2 separate regions of the Homo sapiens genome follow, and region 2 is linked to region 1. A link is a loop called in an ENCODE intact Hi-C map of the cell type or tissue named here. Cell type or tissue: Caco-2. All regions are shown on one strand.

Region 1 (2,500 bases):
GCCATTTGATGATGGTAGGAAGAAACAAAGCCTTGAAGATTCATGCATTGAGAGAATAAGAGTTAGTGAGTAAACCAGATGTGTTTCAGGACTGGGACCCTGCAGTCATCAACCACCTCACACCTGCGTCAGTAACAAACCCAAGCTACAGCATGATTTTTGTTCTACCTCAGCAGATATTTTATAGATGGAAAAACTGAGGCATAAAGTGGGTAAATACCTCCCCCAAGGTCACGAGATAAAGATAACGCAGTCATCAAATATTCTGTCTCCTCAACATCTGTCTTACTGGAATTCTTGATGGATTGGTACCCCCTTATTATAGTACTGATTTTAACATAGGTTGGTTTTGAATACTGGGTTTTTAAAAATCTTTTCAAATCATTTGTAAATTATGGAAATGTATACATCACATGAAACTTACCATTTTAATCATTTTTAAGTGCACAGTTTAGTTTAAGTACATTCACATTGTTGTGCACTGATCCATCACTATACCTTTTTCATCTGCTCCAGCTCAAACTCTGTACCCATTAAACAATAACTTCCCTTTGCCTCATCCCTCCAGGCCCTGGCAACCACCTCTGAATGCTATTTTATAGCAAAAAGAAATATTAACTTTTGAGCTTGGTTTACAACCAAAAACCACAATTACATGCAGGAGAGAGGGGGTGGGAAAAAGAGGTTAACTCAGAACTCAGTTACTTAGAAGACTCTGTGAGTGTGCTGTGTGTGTGTGTCTTTAAAAGACTCTCCACCTCCCAGCCCGCCTCCTCACACTTTGCCACTGGGTTGTTCAGTCCCCAGGTTCCCTCAGTCCCCAGAAGGAGCCAGCATGGACAATCTCCTTTACAGTTTCGGAAGCAGGTTTGTTGCCATGGAGTTCACATTTTGACGGGAGTTGAGAAGTATAAAGGTAACCATTTGTTTTAGTTTCAACGATCTGACAAAAAGATAGGCTGTTGCTCTTCTTCTGGAAAAGCCTGATTGGTAAGATTCCTTTAAGGGCTCAGCCCCAAAGAGCTTTATCCCATCCCCTCGCAGACTGAAAACTAAAGCCTGCAGAGACCTCTGAAGGAAAACCTGTCCCGGGCTCTGTCACTTCACACCCATGGCTAACCCTGGAGGTGGTGCTGTTTGCAACGGGAAACTTCACAATCACAAGAAACAGAGCAATGGCTCACAAAGCAGAAACTGCACAAAGAATGGAATAGTGAAGGAAGCCCAGGTAAGAGGCACTCTCCCCTACTCTTCTCTGAATTACCTGAACGTTTCAATATTTCTCTGTGAAGATATTTGAGGCTGTCCTAACTTAGAGTTCATCTTATGAAGGGTTTTTACATGTTTTGACTGTTGACTCTGTTAATAGAAAGTGCTTGGCTACCAAAAAGTTTAGGTGTGGATTAAGGAGAAAATGTCTTCTGTATGCAAAAGAGGATACACACAGACTCACACAGCTTCAGGCTCCCTAAAATACAAATGTACCTACTAGACTTTTGTCTCAAGCATTTTGCGGGGAGGGAAGAATTAAGAAAGTTCCAACTCTTTGCATATATTTTTGTCCAAGAGACCTGCTACAACCGTCATGCTTCAGAAGAAAAAGAGGAAGTGAAAGTACATTTTGCTGACATTATGTGGTGGAGATGGCATTCTTCCCAGGTCCATGAGAAATGCATCACTGTTTGAAAGGCGAGTTATTATTGGTGTGTAGTGGAGCATTGTTTTAGCTCACTACTTGATTTGAGGCCACAGTATTTCTTTGAAATGTGACGTCACAGACATTCTTTTCCAAAACACTTCAGAAAGCAGGGCTGATTGTGACACACTGCTCTCAGAAAACAGAACAGCATCTTTAAAACAAACTTGTATTTTCCAACTTGACACTTTTTTTTTTTTTCACTCTTATTGCACCGGGATGTTTGCAGAGTGTCCTAGGCAGGAGGAACTCGAGGAAAGTTGTCAGCTTGTTTTAAGAGAGAGCCTGGGTCTGTGAGGTCCTTATGTAAGGCAGTTCCCCACTCCCCACAGGACATCCCGTGTCACTCTGCTCTGAGCAGCAGAAGTGAGCTCATCTGCCTGAGGAGCAAGCCCAAGTAGTCAAACAGGTAGCCTCCTGTTTGGAAAGAGAAGTGGCACAGGGAGCCCCATGCAATCTTCCATCATTTGATCATCCAGAGAGCAAGTATCCACCCACAGGAAAGGCAGATTGTTCTAAGATCACAGGACAGGTGGGTCTGGCTGGGGCCAGTCCTCCTCTCAGTGAATTACATTCGTGTGTGCAATTGGAAGAGGCTAAAGGAGCTCTAGAGCCTGAGTTGTGTGTAAACAGGCTGTGGTCCCCAAAAGCATTCCCCTCTTAACAAAAGGCACTGTCCAACGCTGGGAGGTGTCTATCAGAAACCTCAGAACTGGCCTGTCCCACCTGAGGATCTGAAACCTGGAGCAATGTGAAGAGAAGGTGCTCAACTCCTGTCAGTTGTATGAAGGAAATTGCAGTAAT
Region 2 (2,500 bases), 84 kb before region 1:
CAATCTCAGATGGGCCACTCAATCCCACTGACAGTCAATTCTCTCATCTGTGAAATGAGTGTACCAATGCTACTTTATAGGCAGCTTTGTCAGGATTAAATGAAGTAATTTAGAAAAAGTACTTAGCAGGGTGACTGGTTGCCTGGCCCTTAATAAGTATTTCATGAGTTCAATTCTGTGCCAAAGATAAAGTATTGCTCACCAGCTAATTGGCCATTGTTCAAATTTTTTTAAGCAAAATGAAAACTTCAAGCTTATTAGAATTAAAATGCTCTGACCCCTTGTATTTTGGAATTATAAAAGATATTGTTTCTCAAAATAATGGTGGTGGGAGGGGTGGGGGGAACCCTCTGTTTGCTTAGGGCCATCTTCCAGCTCTTATCAGGTGGCATTTGCATTAGTCTGGTGGTAAATCCGTCCAGGATGCTGAATAAACAACTGCTTGCCTTTAGTTGGATCTTCAATTACATCAGATATGTGACCTGATGTCTGGAAGCCCTGGGCTGCCAAGGACAGAACAGTCTCTGTGAGGTGATTTAAAGGAGATCTTTGTTCCCTGGCCCCCAAATGTCTTTGTCCCATTATTTCTTGCAGTCTGACATGCTCCCTTTAAACCCCAAAGGCTTTCTGTGTTCAAGAGCTCCTTATCTATTGTTATGCAAATGTCCCTGGGAAAAACAATAATAATTCTTCATCGGCTAATATTTCAAGGAGAACTATAGCAACAAATGCTAACAATTTCTTGGAAGCTCAGATGTAGGAGAGGTATGTGTAAGATAAGGAAGAAGGGGTTGGGGGAAGAGTGAGTTATCTCTAAAAGGGGAGGTAGATGAGAAGGATGGGTTTTAGAAGTAGATAAGCCAGCTTCAGTTTCCCAGGAGCCAATCTCTAGAGCCATGATTTCTGTTTCCTCATTCATAAGGCAGGAAAGACAAAATTTACCTCACTAGGGTGGTTTTAAAGATTAAATGAGACAACATGCAGACTGCTTGTTCCTATGCATTCAAAGGAAGTGGTGACCATTAACTCCGCCTCCAGGCTGTAGGTTCTGAGGGACTAGGATGCAAGATCCCATCTGCCATTTGCTCACTGTGACCCTGGCCATCACTTGGCTTCCACCTGTGTAAAATGGGAAAAAGGTGTTTTCCTAGTCATTAAAAATGTAATATATGAGGCACAGCTTATTAATTTCTAGGTAGAAAACTATACGATTACTCAAGTCAATTGCATGTCATTGCTAATTTAAAGAAAAAGATAATCAATTGATTTTGGGTGAACAGTTTTAATTTGAAGCAGGATTAGTCAAGATAACAATGTATTTTAGCCAGAAATAAATTTAAGTCTGTAGTCATTAGAGTTAAAATATTCTTTCTAATAGCTATACAGTACAGAAAAAGACTGCTGAAGAAATTTGACATGTAATAAAAAAGAGAATGAAGAAAAAGTGAGAGTGGATTTAAAAGGCTGCTGTTCCGTTTTCAGACTGCAGGCTGCCCCCCTGCTGAGCTGCCCAGCTGCTCAGTTCATTTCTTAGTGAAGTGCCTTTTTTGGGCTTAGCCACAAGATGTCAGCCTAAGCTTAGCCATTTGTGCATTTTTCCGCGCCTCCAACCCATTTCTTCCCTTCCATTTCATTTCCTCTTTCGGCTCTGAGCAAATGAATAATCTTTTGGATTGTGGGCACTAGATGAATAACAATGGAGTAACTGGAGCATTCAAAGGGCCTCTGCTGATAGCAGCTTCCACCAAGTCTCAGGAAGAGCCCCCTTTCCTTCCCATTGCAGTCCCCAAGCCTGGGAGGCCATTGTCCTCTCTCAGGCCAAGTGTATCTATGTGTTGGCGCTTCCTACACAGGGACAAAAAATCCAGGATCCGTGACCCCTAGGAGAGAATGCTGTTAACCTGTCTCCCAGGAAGGTGGATAAAGGCGATTTCAGGTTGGCTCAGCAGCCCTGGGAACTTTCAAGGGTGAATACTGCTTTCTCAGCTGCAACCTGTCTTCCCCAATGCATCGGCATTTGAGAACAAGATACCCCACCTGGGTACGAGATGCCTGCAGTACCTCTAAGAATCATGTTCTCACCACATTGGTGAAGGCAAAAAATGGGCAGATTTTCTTTCCCCATGGATTTTTGTAAAGGTGAAAATTTTCCAGACACCCCCCCTACACACACCAGCAAATGTACACTTACAACTGACTGGTCAGAAATCAGTCACCTGCCTGTCCCTGAAACCATCAGCAGTAAGAGGAGTAGGGATGCCATAACTGGTTTAGATTAGTGAGATCCATCTCCTGGGCCTAGGGAGGGTCCACCTTCCTTAAGCACATAGCTTTTGCCAGAGATCAGTACTCCCGGAGCTGAATTCCAGGGCCTGCCGTGATGACCCAGAACTCAGGACACAGCCCTGTCTCCCAGGGGCTCAGTGAACACACGTCCAGTCACGACTGCCCAGGGAGATTTGCAGTGGGCTAGAGTTTTGCTAAAGAGAGGCCAGGCAAC

The links. Peaks named below come from ENCODE experiments on the same cell type or tissue, not always from the same donor. Only the 100,000 strongest peaks of a DNase experiment are listed, where the experiment ranks them.
Region 2: a loop joins it to region 1, with 6 times the contacts of the local background. A loop is called at or near these places in 3 of 110 quality-filtered maps.

Annotation. Positions count from the first base shown.
Region 1 is chr20:13,008,157-13,010,656 of GRCh38, forward strand. It overlaps SPTLC3 (serine palmitoyltransferase long chain base subunit 3), which reads left to right and starts at 816. Exons shown (of 12, transcript NM_018327.4): 1 at 816-1,228. The coding sequence starts at 1,112. In Caco-2, no CTCF peak of the experiment used is centred here; DNase peaks (open chromatin) are centred at 805 and 1,095; H3K4me3 peaks cover 2,122 bases.
Region 2 is chr20:12,923,790-12,926,289 of GRCh38, forward strand. LINC01722 (long intergenic non-protein coding RNA 1722) reads right to left here. Exons shown (of 12, transcript NR_109868.1): 5 at 943-1,119. Among named protein-coding and RNA genes, the nearest start is that of LINC01723, 25 kb to the right of the region's middle. In Caco-2, a CTCF peak has its summit at 1,542 (motif pointing right); a DNase peak (open chromatin) is centred at 1,542.